Linked DNA regions of Homo sapiens: region 2 is linked to region 1. A link is an interaction called in ENCODE POLR2A ChIA-PET data of the cell type or tissue named here. Cell type or tissue: OCI-LY7. All regions are shown on one strand. Each heading gives the region's core, and the rest is flanking DNA. Links, peaks and the distances in the headings are about the cores only. Region 1 overlaps FBXO11 (F-box protein 11). Region 2 has its middle 8.8 kb from the start of FOXN2.

The links. ChIA-PET counts read pairs that join two places held together with the same protein. Peaks named below come from ENCODE experiments on the same cell type or tissue, not always from the same donor. Only the 100,000 strongest peaks of a DNase experiment are listed, where the experiment ranks them.
Region 2: POLR2A ChIA-PET joins it to region 1 with 17 read pairs; 4 of 35 experiments call an interaction of 5 or more read pairs at or near these places.

Annotation. Positions count from the first base shown.
Region 1 is chr2:47,862,840-47,871,176 of GRCh38, reverse strand. The region is part of intron 1 of FBXO11 (F-box protein 11); the gene reads left to right. Among named protein-coding and RNA genes, the nearest start is that of FBXO11, 39 kb to the left of the region's middle. RefSeq lists a silencer at 993-1,287. In OCI-LY7, for the core only: no CTCF peak of the experiment used is centred there; a DNase peak (open chromatin) is centred at 3,696; H3K4me3 peaks cover 1,224 bases; H3K27ac peaks cover 949 bases.
Region 2 is chr2:48,301,708-48,310,044 of GRCh38, reverse strand. No RefSeq gene overlaps it. Among named protein-coding and RNA genes, the nearest start is that of FOXN2, 8.8 kb to the left of the region's middle. In OCI-LY7, for the core only: no CTCF peak of the experiment used is centred there; no DNase peak of the experiment used is centred there.

The DNA.
Region 1 (8,337 bases), core at 78-8,077:
CAAGCAGGTAGCTACTGTGTCTTTTATCACCTACTCTCCCAAATTGCATACTATCACCACTTCCTGTTCATTAGAAGTCACTAAGCTCAACCAATACTTAAGGGGAGGAGTATCAATACTCAAGGAAGAGGAGTATCAAAGCATTTGTGGACTTTCTAAAACCCCTGCGGAGGATAATGCCAAGTGTTAGTGAGCGTAGACTTTGCAGCCATTCTGGAGCTCAAGTAGTAGTATGTGCATGTCCTATGATCCAGTAATTTCATTTTTAGACATCTCAGAGTATTTGTAAGAGTTTCATAAAGGGATATGTACATGGGTATTCATTGCCATATTATTTGTAGTGGCAGGAAGTTGGTGACAGCCTGTGTGTTCCACATATCAGTCTGAATGTAGATAAGTAAAATTTGTGAGTGCTCATACTAGCTTTTCTAGTGCTACCATATCAAACTGCCACACACTGGGAGCTTGAAACAACAGAAATTTATTCTCTTACACTTCTGTTTAAAATCAAAGTAGCAGCAGCACCATGATTCTTTGAGAATCTGGGTAGAATCTTTCCTTGCCTATTTGTAGATTATGGTAGTAGCTGTTAATCCTTGGTATTCCTTGGTTTGCAGCTGCATCACTTCAGTCTCTGCCTCTTGTCACATAGCATTCTCCCTCTGTGTTTGTCTTCACATTGGCACTTTCCTCTTTTTATGAGGACACTAGTCCTATTGAATTAGGCCCCACCCTAAAGACCTCCCTTAACTTGCATTTTCAAAGACCCTATTTCCAAATATGGCCACGTTCACAGGTATCAGGGATTAGGACATAATACCATTTTAAGAGGCACAATTCAGCCCACACACAGAGACTATGTAGCAATCAGAAGCAACTCTTTAGATTTATGGGTAGTACAGAGCAGAAAACTTAAGAAGCAGAATGAGATGGTAAGTAGCAATAACACTAATTTAAAAATCCATGTGTATTAGGGTTCTCTGGAGAAGCAGAACTCAATAGGCTATATTCATAGGGAGAGAGAGAGACACTCAGGAGAGCTGATGGTACAGATGAACACCGAAGGCAGTTGACTGGAGAATTCCTTCTTGCTTGGAGAGGCCTTTGTGTTTTATTCAGATCTTCCACTGAATGGATAAGGCCCACCCACATGGGAGGCAGTCAGCTTACTCAGAGTTCACCAATTTAAATTCTAATCTTGGCCAGGCTTGGTGGCTCACTCCTATAATCCCAGCACTTTGGGAGGCCAGGGTGGGTGGATCACCTGAGGTCAGGAGTTCAAGACTAGCCTGGCCAACATGGTGAAGCCCCTGTCTCTACTAAAAATAAAACAATTAGCCAGGTCATACTTCCACCTAATAGGATATGACTATCCTGTTTATGACCAAAAGTGTACTAACCCTTGCCCCAAAAAAGGATGCAAAACACGTGAGTGGGGTTTGCTCTTCTTGAAATCCTATAACTTACATACTATGTGGTATTTATAACTACCTTCTTTATAACTTCTTTATAACTACCACTACCCATTCTGTACTCTTTTTGCCTTCAGCAAGTACTTCAGCTGGCCGTGGATCTTTACCTGGTGGGATAACCCAAACCTTCATTCCTGATGTGTCTGGGCCATTAGTAGTCCCACCTGAATTGGGTTGTTGTAGTTTTCCATTGCATTTGATTAGAGGGCATGGTACTGCTAAGAGAGTTGCCTTAGGGGATCTCCTGTATTTCAGATATAACTTTTCCTTTCCTTCATTGTAGAGTTAGTTACCGCTTGGTTGTCAAGATCAGTCACTCCAGCCAGCACAATAACACCCTTCTTTGCCAGTTGATTCAAAGGCATAAGGAGTCCAAAATGGCCAGGTGGCAGTCTTAACTTCCAGTGAAATCATTATTGTGTCTCTTGATAAAAGCCTAGAACTAAAACTTTTAGGCCAGCAGAGCATAAGCTCACAGAGACAAGAAGCAGAAATTTCGTTAGTGAGTTACTATGGGTAATAAATAAGTGGTGTCACTCCTATTTCCACCGTTTGTTTCCTGGACCTGTGAATTCTGGCCGTGGAAGAAATAACACTGTATATAGCACACTGATTCAGAACACACAGTCTCCTGTAGAACTTTGCCTCAACCCTACAAAGTATTGCCACCTAGCTAACGTTGTAACTGAATCTTCAAAAGGCCACTTCTTTGTTCTGTGAAGCCAGCTGCTTCAGGATGCTGGGAACGGGGTAAGACCAGCGAATTCCATGAACATGGGCCCATTGCTGCCTTTCATTTGCTGTGAAGTGTCTATGCCAGTGAGAACAAATGTTGCCTTTTTCATCATGGAAATGGTCCAGTGTAATCCACCTGCCACTAGGTACCTGGCTGATCACCCCAGGAAATGGTACTATATTGGGGGCTAAGTATTGGCCTCTGCTGCTACCAAATTGGACGCTCAACAGCAGCCATAGCCAAATCAACCTTGGCAAGTAGAAGTCCCTGTTGCTAAGCCCATGTATAACCTCCATTCCTCCCAGTATGGCCACTTTGTTTATGAGCCTACTGGGCAATGACAACAATGGTTGGGGAACTGGAATTTTAAAACAAAAATATGGAATGTGGGCGATTAAAGTAGAGAGCTGTCAGTCTGGGAGGTCCAACTCTCAAATATTAGGAGTTCCAGAAATAAAAAATTGAGAAGTAATTCAAACAAATATTTCAAGAAAATTTCTCAAAAATAAAGTACATGAATTTGCAATTGGAAGGGCCCAGCAAGCATTCATGACAGTGAATGTTAAAAGGCCCACACTGTGGCATATTGTGAAATTTCAGGGTACCCAGGAATAATGAGAAGAACATGAAAGCTTCCAGAGATTTCACATAGTCTTGATTCCCAGCTTTTTTTTTTTTTTTTTTTTGGAGGTAGAGTCTTGCTCTACCCCCAGGCTGTAGTGCAGTGGCGCGATCTCGGCTCACTGCAACCTCCGCCTCCCGGGTTCAAGTGATTCTCCTGCCTCAGCCTCCTGAATAGCTGGAATCCCAGCTGCTTTATACATTTCGGACCATCCAGTAACACTGGCTTGAATTCTGACATGGCAGTAGTTGTCCAGGGATTTGCAGTGGGTAAGGATTGTGTGGGCCTTAAGTTCTTCAGTTCTCTGCCTCCTCTGATGTTAATGTTTTACTTCACTCACTTTCTTTACCTGTGATCTTCAGGCATTTAAGTATATGACTCTTGCTAACTGTTTGGCCCATATTCAGAGACTTAAAAAAAATTGTTGTTTCTAATTATTGGACATGAGAAACTAACATGGGATGAATTAATGGGTTTTTTTAAAGCCTCAAATTTGGGCTGACATTGTCATCTCTATTTCCCTGGAAATGTACTATGTCTTTAGGAGAATATGTATGTATGTATGTATCCATGTCTACATAGATAACAATATGCAGATAATGTGTGTCAGTTCTTTATTGACTTACTCCAGGCATTTGATATAGATTCCCCTGGAATCTGGAAGTTTATGTTTGTGATTTCAGTGAAGCTTAAGGTCCTGATGTTCTTAAGTGATCAAATGGCCATTAGAATTAATAATTTCTCAAATCTATATCACTAAAAACATTTAACCTTTTTCATATGTGTCGTTAGACTGGGACTTACAGTAATCATTTATACTGCTTAGTAATTATTTTTGGCTCTCCTCCATCTGGCACTTCCTGACCCCTTTGTCATTGGGCCGTGTGAACAGTTCTGACCAAAGAGTTGTGAATGGAAGTTGGTGTGTCACTTCCAGGCCAATCATTTAATTGCCAGTATGAGAACTTCCAGAACTCTCTTTTATTTCTGCTGCTGCAACTAGCAGTGTTTCAAAAGAATAGCTGCTCCATAAGCTGAGTTCCAGTGGAGGATGATTCTATGGAGCAGAGCTCTTCACTAACTCAGGATAAACATGTAAAGTGAACAACAAATAAATCTTTGTTGTTTTAAGCTAGACTGGAGATTTTCGGGATTTGTTACTGCAGCTTAAACTAGCCTATCTGACTGATACTGCACTGTACCAATAAAGAGAGGAGAGAATAATGAAATTAAGTAATTAAAGCAATTAATTAAATGAAGCAATGTTAGACAAAATCTGGAACCTGGGAGCAATTAGATTTTTAGTTTTCAGGTAGCTTATTTATAAGTTGTGAGTATCATCAGAGGGCCTTAATTCTTAGATATTGCAACTCTGTTTTTGAGTACATATAAAAGATGCCAGAGAACACAAAACATTTTGCAGAGTCAGAACAGTGTTCATATTTAAAAGTAGTCTGAAGATGATCAAGGCTCATCATGGAGAATCCTGGCTGTTATCAAAGTATGTTTGGAGGGTGGGTATTTTTTCTCAAAGTGACATGCAGCTGAAAGGTTTTAGGAAAACTTGCTAGCATAGGCCGGGCGCAGTGGCTCACGCCTGTAATCCCAGCACTTTGGGAGGCCGAGGTGGGCAGATCACGAGGTCAGGAGATCGAGACCATCCTGGCCAACATGGTGAAACCTCATCTCTACTAAAAATATAAACATTAGCTGGTCATGGTGGTGCGCGCCTGTAATCCTAGCTACTCGGGAGGCTGAGGCAGGAGAATCGCTTGAACCCGAGAGGCGGAGTTTGCAGTGAGCTTAGATCACGCCACTGTACTCCAGCCTGGCGACAGAGCAAGACTCCGTCTCAAAAGAAAAAAAAAAAAACAAACTTGCTAGCGTAGATATGTGTAACAGAACACATCATTTTGGGACGCAGTTTTTTAGTGCTGGAAGAACTTTTAGATACCCTGTAACACAGCACCCTCATTTTGTAGATGTTGTATGTTATAAAAGATGAGATAGAGTGTATTTGAATTACCTGCTTTCCACGTTATTTTTGGGTTTTGAATCATTTTTATTTCCCTTTCCCACTTTTTTTTTTTTTTTTTTTTTTGAAGCAGAAGGGGTCTGACTTGTCCAGGCTGAAGTGCAGTGGCAAGATCCTAGGTCACTGCAGCCTCAAACTCCTGGGCTCAGGAGTTCCTCCTGCTTCAGCCTTTCAAGTAGCTGCTACAGTTGTGTGCCACCATGCCCAGCCAATTTTTTTTCGGTAGAGATGGGAGTCTTGCTATGTTGCCCAGATTGGTCTTGAACTCCTGGCTGCAAGTGATTCTTCCTGCCTCAGCCTCCCAACGTGCTGGGATTATAGGCATGAGCCACTGTACCTGACCCCAGCTAATGTTTTTAAAAGTATCTTTGCTGATTATTTGTTTTTCCTTTGTTTCCTTCTTTCTCCCTTTATCATAGTTAATCCTCACAGTGGTTCTCAGAAGTAAATATTTTTCTGCCATTTTACCCATGTGGAAACTGAGGCTCAATGAGGCTGAGTGTCTGCCCACAATCATATAGCTAAGTATTGGGGCTGGTATTTGAACACATTTTGTTGACTCTAATAATATCCCATGTTGTTTCCACCAGTGTCTTAAATTTATTTAAGATTTTTACACAAATGTAGAGTGTTTTTACTTTGTATGACTATTAATTAAAATTAGATCTGCCAGAGTGACAGGAAACCCAAAACAACAGTTGTTTAACAAGATAGAAGTTTATTCCTCTCTGTTGTGATGAAAGTCTACAGGTAAGCATCTAGAGTTGGTATGAAGGCTCCACTATGACATTAGGGACCTAGGCCCCTGTTTTATTTATTAGTCTGCAGTCTGTAAACACAGCCTTTATGGTTCAAACTATTTGTTCACTCTCCAACATTCTTTCTAGCAGGAAGCAGAAAGGGTGAAGAAGGGCCTTCTTTCTTTCTTTTAGAACATATCTCAGAAGTCATACAGGACACCTGTAGCCCATTGGCCATGTAGCCCATTGGCCAAAACCTAGTCAGATGGCCAACTCAGTAATAAGAGCAGCTGAGAAATGTGAGCTTTATTCAAGATGTTCATCTGTGCAGGTTAAAATCTGGGTTCTATCACCGAAGGGGTAAATAGATTTGGGGTGATAGCAGTTTCTGTCACAAAGATACAATCAGGTTCTGCTGCAGTTTGTTTATTGATGGGTATTTATTGAGCACTTATTACCTGCCAGACACTGTGGTTCATGTATATCTACAATTAACACAACTCTGTTAATTCCTGTGGAAACAGGAAACAGTTCAGGAAATTTTTAGTTTAAGAAAATTTTACTCTATAAATAGGTTTAAACTAACAAGCGCCCAGGTGTTTTGTTTGTACACGTAGAATGAAAGTCTTGTCAAGTGTTACACTAATATTTTACTTAAAGTATTGTTGGCAAATAAATGAGGAAAGAGTGTTCTTGTCTCACATAACAAATAGACTATTATAATACATGTTGATTCATTTAGTAGAAGTAAATTTCAAGGCTTTGCTTCTTTTCAATTCTGTCACTTGATGTGGGTGAAAATACCTAATTCATAGATATGTCATTGCCCTAGTGAGTAAGTTAGTGATTTACCTGACCTCTGTGGACTTTTATTCATCTTGACAGAGCCTCTATTGTTTGTTTATAACATAAATAATTTATTAAATCTAGTCTCTTATTTACCATTATTTAATCTAGATTCTTGTTTATTTTTGTCTTTTTTGTGAGATGGAGTTTTACTCTTGTCGTCCAGCCTGGAGTGCAGTGGTGAGATCTTGGCTCACTGCAACCTCTGCCTCCCGGGTTCAAGCAATTCTCCTGCCTCAGCCTCCCGAGTAGCTGAGATTACAGGCATGCACCACCACACCAGGCTAATTTTGTATTTTTAGTAGAGATGGGGTTTTGCCATGTTGGCCAGGCTGGTCTTGAACTCCTGACCTCAGGTGATCTGCCTGCCCTGGCCTCCCAAACTGCTGGGATTACAGGCGTGAGCCACCACGCCCAGCCAATTCCTGTCTTTAATTATGAGTTGTTCAAAGGTAGTTTCTGTCTCTTTCATTATATGTTTTCTCATGAAATACCGTGAGTACTTAATAAATGCTTTTTTATATTTAATGAATAGGAACATTTAATTAGGAGGGATTCTGTTTAACTACCATAGTTATGTTAGTCTTATAACTGTGAAGATCAATGAAGTCACATGCCTTTGTAAACATGACCAAATTACCAGCTTTTTAATGGAAATAAATTAAAAATTCCAGCACATATGCCGTATTGTAACTTGACTACCATTTTGTTCAAAATAGCAAAACCCTAAATCCAGCTTTAGATTTATTGATTTGTCTTTATGGGGTTTTGGTTTTTTTTTTTTTGAGACAGAGTCTCACTCTGTCTCCCAGGTTGGAGTGCATTGGCACAATCTTGGCTCACTGCAACCTCCACCTCCAGGGTTCAAGCAATTCTCCTGCCTCAACCTCCCAATTAGCTGGGATTACAGGCATGTGCCACCATACCCAGCTTATTTTTATATTTTTAGTAGATATGTGGTTCCACCCTGTTAGCCAGGCTGGTCTCAAACTCCTGACTTCAAGTGATCTGCCCACCGTAGGCAGGGATTATAGGCATGAGCCACCGCACCCGGCCTTTGTGTTCTAGAGGAGGATGCTATATTTCTTCAGATTTAACCAATTCCTTGAAAAACTGTTATGCCATAACCCCAAAATATTAGGTCTAGTGAGAACTAGGGGAAACTTTTGAAATAAAGTTACCACTTTTATTTAGGTACTTCATAAATTAGGAGCTGTCTGTAGACCCTTTCTTTAAAGAAGAGTTTATTAAACTAATGCCTTTATGATTTGATTATAGGTTTCGCTTAAGTTTTCTTTAGCTGTGTTGTTTCAGAGCCATGTAAACGAGCTGTTTAAGAGCACTTGTAGACATTAAAGTATATTTTTATTTAATTCTGTTTCTCTGTTGGCCTGAAAGCAGAATATCTTTTATAAAATCAACTAGTGATTATTCCTAACAAGAAAGTGTAAATAGAATTCTAATTTAATAATTAGCTCATTAGCTCTCCTATAGCATTTTTAACTTGAGACTACTATATGTTGAGCTAACCTAACAACAATGTTTTGGTTTTATTTTCTATATTGAAATAGATTTGAAGGCAAGGGGAAAACTTTTGTTTCGTTTTGTTTTGTGTGTGTATGGTGGTTTTTTTTGTTTTGTTTTTGTTTTTTTGTTTTTTTTTTTTTTTTGAGACACAGTTTTACGCTTGTCACCCAGGCTGGAGTGTGATGGCGCGATCTCAGCTCACTGCAACTTTCACTTCCGGGGTTCAAGCGATTCTCCTGCCTTAGCCTCCCAAGTAGCTGGGATTACAAGCATGCGCCACCACACCCAGCTAATTTTTGTACTTTTAGTAGAGATGGGGTTTCACCATGTTGGTCAGGCTGGTCTCAAACTCCTGACCT
Region 2 (8,337 bases), core at 217-8,216, 440 kb before region 1:
GGCACATTCCTGTAGTGGAAAGCCTGGGAAGCTGAGGTGGGAAGATTGCTTGAGCCCCGTAAGCCATCATTGCACCACTGCACTGCACTCTAGCCTGAGCAACAGAGACCCTCTTAAGACACACACACACACACACACACACACACACACGAAATAATGGTATATGTCAGGAGAAGGTAAATGGAATCAAGTGTTCTAAAATCAGTGCATTTTCTAGAAGTATGGAAAAAGTGATAGTTAATATTAGACTCTGGTAAGTCAAGAATACATCTTATGAGCTTTAGAATAATCATTGAGAAAATAGTAAGAAACTGTATTAGTCAGGATTCTTCAGAGAAACAGAAGTGGAGGCTTAGTAGCCTAAAAGCTGTAAGGTAGAACAACAGGCTAGAGACAAAGAAGAGTTGCAGTTTGAGTCCAAAAGCAGTCGGCTAGCAGAATTCCTTCTTGCCCATGGGAGATAAATCTTTGTTCTATTAAGGCATTGGATAAGATCTACCCACCTTATGGAAGGTAATCTGCTTTATTAAAGTCTACAGATTTAAATGTTAATCTCATCCAAAAAACACCTTCACAGAAACATTTAGAATAGTGTTTGACCAAACATTTGGCCACCAGTGGCACTGGCAAGTTGATTCATAAAATAAGCCAGGACACTATGCAATTTCCAATCTAATTTGAGCATGTGAGGAAATAAAAAATAATCTAAATGCAAGATAGAAGAGAAATAAGAACATATGATAGAGCAAATAGAAAGTTGTTATAAGATGGTAGACATAAACCCAAATATATCACTAATTACACTAAATGAAAACAGATCATAATTTAATGACAAAGATTGTTTTTGTTGCCTATTGTTATATAACAAACTACCCCAAAATTTAGTAGCTTAGGCCCAGCACGGTGCCTCACACCTGTAATCCCAGCACTTTGGGAGGCTGAGCAGGTGAATCACTTGAGGTCAGGAGTTTGAGACCAGCCTAGCTAACATGGTGAAACCCCATCTCTAATAAAAATGCAAAAAAATTAGCCAAACGTGGTTGTACCCACCTGTAGTCCCAGCTACTCAGGAGGATGAGGCACAAGAATCACTTGAACCAGGAGGTGGAGGTTGCAGTGAGCCCAGATGGTGCCACTGTACTCCAGCCTGGGCAACATAGCAAGACCCTATCTCCAAAAAAAAAAATGTAGTAGCTTAAAATCAAAACCATTTTATTATTTTTCCAGATTCTGTGGGTCAGAAATTTCAACAGGGCATAATGGAGAAGGCTCTCTCTTCTCTGGGTGATGTCCGCTGGGGCTGAAATGTTCTAGATAGCTTCTTCACTCACATGTCTAGCACCTAGCTAGGATGGCTCCAATGGCCGGGGGTTAGAACAGCTTGACTGATATCATATGTGTGGGGCCTTGGTTCTCACAATTGATTGGGTTCTTTGGTTTTTCTACAAGTAGTTCTAGGACTTCTGTTCCACATGGCCAATCCATGTAGCCTCTACAGAAAGATAGCCGACTTCTTACATGCAAGCTCAGAGTTCCCAAGAAGATTAGGTTTAGAACTAACACACTGTCACTTCTGTTACATTCTATCAGATAAAGGAAATAACAGGCCTAGAGTCAAGAGGAGGAAACTACATAAGGGTGTAAATACTAGGAAGTAGGATGAACCTGGGGCCACCAATTGATGTAACCAACTACCACAGATTGTCACTGGGCAAAAATAACCACACGCTCTTTACAAGGGGCATAATCTAGAACATAAAAATACAGAAAGTTTGAAAGTAAAAAATAGAAAAAAAGTAAACCATGCAAAATTACCAAAAGGAAGCTGGAATAGCTAAATTAAGTAGATACTAAGACAAAAAGTACTGGGGCCGGGCACGTTGGCTCACGCCTGTAATCCCAGCACTTTGGGAGGCCGAGGCGGGCGGATCACGAGGTCAGGAGATCGAGACCATCCTGGCTAACACGGTGAAACCCCATCTCTACTAAAAAATACAAAAAAAATTAGCCAGGTGTGGTGGCAGGCACCTGTAATCCCAGCTGCTCGGGAGGCTGAGGCAGGAGAATGGCATGAACCCAGGAGTTGGAGCTTGCAGTGAGCCGAGATCACGCCACTGTACTCCAGCCTGGGCAACAGAGTGAGACTCCGTCTCAAAAAAAAAAAAAAAGACGAAAAGTACTGCTGGAGTGAAAGGGAGACTCTTCATAATAATGAAGACTTAATTTGCCAGGAAGATAAAAATATTCTAAATTTGTATTCCTCCAATAACATAACCTCAAAATATATAAAGCAAAAATTACAGAACTACGAGGAATAAAAAATCCAGAATTTTAGGAGGAGATGTTAACATATTCAGTTACTGATAAAACAGGCAGACAAAAAATTCAGTGACTATGGGTCTGAACAATGCTATTAGCAAAGTTAAGTATAAGGACATATGGAATACTTTTCTACAGTCCTTTACACATGAAGAAATTCATTAGTTTATGTTATTTCTGCTTTGGCTCATGAAGCTGGTAAGGATATCAGAGGATCCTGAGCCTTCAGGCTGCTTAGAATCTATCCCTATTTTACAGATAGACTGTGTACCTTTACCTCATTCATTAAATAAACATATTAACTACTGACTATGTTCCAGGCCCTGCACTTAGTACAGAGATGAAAATAGTAGTTAAAACTACAGACAAGCAAATCAGAAAATATAATTGCAGTATACAAGTGCAGTGATAGAGCTTTACATAAGTAGTAATGGGAATCAAGTCCTAACTCAGCCCTGGGAGATGTCTGAACAAAGATTGAAGAGAGAAGAATATAGAGTAGAGGTAGGAATGGGAGTGGTAGAAGGAGGGGTGGAACCATATCTAGCAAAGCCTAGTGGGGAAAGAGCATGATTATTCAAGTCAGAGAACTGCCAGTCATTTGGAATGTCTGGAATACAAAAGGTTGCTCAAGTTAGGGATTATCTGGTTGCAAGAAACAGAAACTCATGCCAGCTGGCTAAAGTAGGAGAAATGAATATAAAAATAGGCAGGGATTATGTGAGACACAACTGTGGGAAGCACAGCCAACATTAACAAGAACTCTCCCCTTTCTCTCTCTCACCATCTAGTCTTGGCTTTTCTTTGTGTGTCTGTTTCACTCTCTGCTCACTTATAGGCTTACATGTGGCCCATTATGGCTGTCCCAGATACGGGCCTTGGCTCTCCACCTCTGCTACCAACCCACTTTGTCTAACTTTCCTGCTTAGCAACCCACAGTTATTACCTAACACAGCCTCAGGGTCCCACTTCCAAATTCCCAGGAGCCGTAATCAGAGTGATGCAGCTTCTACATGCTTGTATATCAGGGGTCAGCAAACTATGGCCCTGGGGGCCAAATCTAGCCTGCCTTCCACTTTTGTAAATAAAGTTTTAATTGAACATAGCCACACACATTCATTAACATACTATTTATGGCTGCTTTGGCACTACAAAGACAGAGTTGTGCAACTGAGACAGAAAACCAATGGACCGTAAGGCTGAAAACATTTACTATGGCGACCTTTACAGAAAAAGTTTGCTGGCCAGGCACGGTGGCTCACGCCTGTAATCCCAGTACTTTGGGAGGCCTAGGCGAGTGGATCACCTGAGGTCAGCAGTTCAAGACCAGCGTGGCCAACATGGTGAAACCCCGTCTCTACTAAAAATACAAAAACTACCCGGGCATGGTGGTGCGAACCTGTAAATCCCAGCTACTTGGGAGGCTGAGGCAGGAGAATCGCTTGAACCCGGGAGGCAGAGGTTGCAGTGAGCCGAGATCACGCCACTGCGCTCCAGCCTGTGCAACAGAGTGAGACTCTGTCTCAAAAAAAAAAAAAGTTTGCTGACTTTGCAGTAAACAGGTCATGTGGAGGTATAGAGCTGTATAAAGATTTACAGGGCATCAGCTCTGGTAATGGAAGCTCTGAAAGTGGATAACCCCTTTGTGTCTTCAAAAAAAAGGATAATGGTGGGGAAAGAAACTGTGGCTGTGGAAGTATTTTGAGAAAGGAACGGGTTGCAAACTAACACAGGAAAGAAAATAATCAGTCTCAAGTGTATGCTAAATGTTTTACACAACGGGTGAAAGGGTAAAAGACTGTAACTTCTTACTCTGGAGAAATTCATTAAGATGCTAAATTTAGGAGCGCGTGTCACCTGTTGTCACCTGTAACTGCCTTTAAATAACTCACTTGTGGCAAATTTCCCAGACCCTCCAAGCATAGCTCTTGCTGAGATGAACTGGCTGAGGCATAATATTTGCTGACTGTACAAAGATTTTTAAATGCATGTCCAGAAGGTTAAATATTGTTTACCTTCCAGAGAGAGAGAGAGAGAGAGAGAGAAGGTACTGAGAGAAAGAGACGGGTAAATAGAAAGAGGCAGATAGACTGAGACTTGCTCAGGGAGGAGAAAATAAAATCTAGAATTTACCATTTTGGTAAATTTAAGATCATTGTGGGGAAATCTTTGTTAAGAAACACTTTTTCTGGGTGAGTAGAAAAAATATTAGATTTTTTAAAACCCTAAGATTCATGGCCAGGTGCGGTGGCTCATGCCTGTAATCCCAACACTTTGGGAGGCCGAGGCAGGTGGGTCACTTGAGGGCAGGAGTTCGAGACCAGCCTGGCCAACATGGTGAAACCCCGTCTCTACTAAAAATACGAAAAATTAGCTAGGTGTGGTGGCGAACACCTGTAGTCCCAGCTACTCAGGAGGCTGAGGCAAGAGAATCGCTTGAACCCGAGAGGCAGAGGTTGCAGTGAGCCGAGACTGCACTACTGCACTTCAGCCTGGGTGACAGAGCAATACTCTGTCTCAAACAAAACAAAACAAACCCCTAAGCTTCAGATCCTTACTACTCCAAGTGTGGCCCAAGCACACTCAGCGGTGTTGGCATCACCAGGAAGTTTATTAGAAATGCCAAATCCCGGCTGGGTGTGGTAACTCATGCCTGTAATCCCAAAGCTTTGGGAGGCCAAAGCGGGTGGATCATCTGAGGTCAGGAGTTCGAGATCAGCCTGACCAACATAGTGAAACCCTGTCTCTACTAAAAATACAAAAATTATCTGAGTATGGTAGTGGCACGCTCCTGTAATCCCAGAGATTAGAGAGGCTGAGGCAGGAGAATCACTCCAACCCGGGAGGCGGAGGTTGCAGTGAGCTGAGATCATGCCACTGCACTCCAGCCTGGGCAACACAGTGAGACCCTGTCTCAAAAAAAAAAAAAGAAAAGAAAAAGAAATGCAAAATCCCTGGCCCCATTCTAGACCCAGTGAATAAGAACCTGCATTTTAAAAATCCCATAAATGATTCTGTTAAGAAAAAGTTATTCAATGACACTTGTTAAAGCATGGTAAGGCAGACTTTATTCAGAACCATCATGATAGGTATAGGGACCACTGCAATGAGATTTTACAGTGGGGATGAGAGACTGGGCTCAACTCAGAATACAGCAGGACAAGTGGGAATTTATAGCCAAGGAGCAGGTAGGGGCCAGTGGATGAAAAATTACTAAGAGCAAACATCGGCAGTAAGGAGGATTCTGGCTAAACTAACCTAAGAAGGTTTCTTCTGCTATAGACATCCTCTATAATCAGACATCCTCTGGAGGATGGCAGAGGATGAAGAATCCAGTCAGATACTAAAGGTGGGGGAGGTTCTTGCTAAACTGACGTAGCAGAGTTCTTTGCTAAAAATGGACTTTACAAGACAGTGTACAAATATGCTGGAAGAAGGTTTGGTCGAGCAGAGAATTTTTGTCAATTCTAATTACATTAAAGTAAGAGAAGCAATGAATTAGTACAGTAGTTTTCAGATGGTTTAAAATGGAACAGTTGTTTTGTTTCATATTCTTTGAATGAAATCTTTCATAAAGCCCAATTCATAAAATAGATCAAAGTAGACCTGTTCTGATTGAAGATGGGAGGATACTGGAAGGCAGGGAAGGGCTGGAAAACCCAGGTATGTTTATTCGATGTTCCTCCAAGAACACAGTTTGAAAACCACTGATCTAACAGAATGAGCAGAAGTAATAGAATCCTCAGGCCCAGGGTCTGTTAAACTACCAGGCTGTTTTCCAGCTCCACCTCATTGAGAACTACTACAATGAATCCATGTTAGGGATGAGACATGTCCTGTTTTGAAAGAGTACACATTTTTAAAAACTTGGGAATCACTGATATAGATCACATTTTTCAACTCAGAAATAAAGCGGCCAGGTGCTGTGGCTCACACCTGTAATCCCAGCACTTTGGGAGGCCAAGACAAGCAGATCACTTGAGGTCAAGAGTTTGAGACCAGCCCGGCCAACATGGTGAAACACCCTCTCTACTAAAAATACAAAAAATTAGCTGGGCATGGTGGCTTATGCCTGTAATCCCAGCTACATGGGAGGCTGAGGCAGGAGAATTGTTTTAGCCTGGGAGACAGAGGTTGCAGTGAGCTGGGATTGCGACACTGCACTCCAGCCTGGGCAACAGAGCAAGACTTCGTCTCAAAATAAATAAATAAAGCATCTAGGGCTCAGAAGGTGACCATTTAAACTTCATTAAAACACAGCTACATTTAAAGCTATACTAATTGCTAACAAAAGAAACAAACCTAATATTCAATAAATCTTAGGGACGGGGACCTGCCAAGATGGCAAAATAGGAACAGCTCTGGTCTGCATCTCCCAGCGGGACCAATGCAGAAGGTGGATGATTTCTGCATTTCCAACTAAAGTACCCTGTTCATCTCACTGGGACTGGTTAGACAGTGGGTGCAACCCATGGAGGGCGAGCAGAAGCAGGGTAGGGCATCGCCTCACCTGAGAAGTGCAAGGGCTGGAACCTCCCTCCCCTAGCCAAGGAAAGCCAAGAGGGACTGTGCTATCCCGCCGAGATACTATGCTTTTCCCACGGTTTTTGCAACCTGCAGACCAGGAGATTCCCTTGTGTGCCTACACCACCAGGGCCCTGGGTTTCAAGCACAAAACTGGGCAGCTGTTTGGGCAGACACCAAGCTAGCTGCAGGAGTTTTTTTTTTTTTTTTTTTTGGACCCCAGTGGTGCTTGGAACCCCAGCGAGAGAACCATTCACTCCTCTGGAAAGGGGCCTGAAGCCAGGGAGCCAAGTGGTCTTGTTCAGCGGGTCCCACTCCCACGGAGCCCAGCAAACTAAGAACCTCTGGCTCAAAATTGTTGCTGCCAGAACAGCAGTCTGAAGTCAACCAGGGACAATCAAGCTTGGTGGGAGGAGAGGCATCCGCCATTACTGAGGCTTGAGTAGGTGGTTTTCCCCTCACACTGTTAAGGAAGCCACCCAGAAGTTTGGACTAGGCAGAACTCACTGCAGCGCAGAAAAACGGCTGTGGCCAGATTGCCTCTCTAGATTCCTCCTCACTGGGCAGGGCATCTCTGAAAGAAAGGCAGCAGCCTGAGTCGGGCTTATAGATAAAACTCCCATCTCAGTGTGACAGAGCAGCTGGGGGAAGGGGCAGCTGTGAGCACAGCTTCAGCAGACTTAAACGTTCCTGCCTGCTGGCTCTGCAGAGAGCAGCAGATCTCCCAGCACAGTGCTCGAGCTCTGCTAAGGGACAGTCTGCCTCCTCAAGTGGGTCCTTGACCCCCATGCCTCCTGACTGGGAGACACTTCCCAGCAGGGGTGGACAGGCACCTCATACAAGAGAGTTCCAGCTGGCCTCAGGTGGGTGCCCCTCTTGGATGAAGCTTCCAGAGGAAGGAGCAGGCAGCAATCTTTGCTGTTCTACAGCCTCTGCTGGTGATACCCAGGCAACAGGGTCTGGAGTAGACTTCCAGCAGACCTGCAGAAGAGGGGCCTGCCTGTTAGGAGGAAAACTAAGAAACAGAAAGCAATATCAATATCAACAAAATGGATGCCCACAAAAAAACCCCATCCAAAGGTCATCAGCATCAAAGATCAAAGGTAGATAAATCCACGAAGATGAGGAAAAACCAGCACAAAAATGCTGAAGATTCCAAAAACCAGAATGGCTTTTCTCCTCCAAATGATCGCAGCTACTCTCCAGCAAAGGCACAAAACTGGACGGAGAATGAGTTTGATGAACTGACAGAAGGAGGCCTCAGAAGGTGGGTAATAACAAACTCCTCTGAGCTAAAGGAGCGTGTTCTAACCCAATGCAAGGAAGCTAAGAACCTTGATAAAAGGTTGCAAGAACTGCTAACTAGAATAACCAGTTTAGAGAAGAATATAAATGACCTGATGGAGCTGAGAAACACAGCACGAGAACTTCGTGAAGCATATACAAGTATCAATAGCTGAATCGATCAAGTGGAAGAAAGGATATCAGAGATTG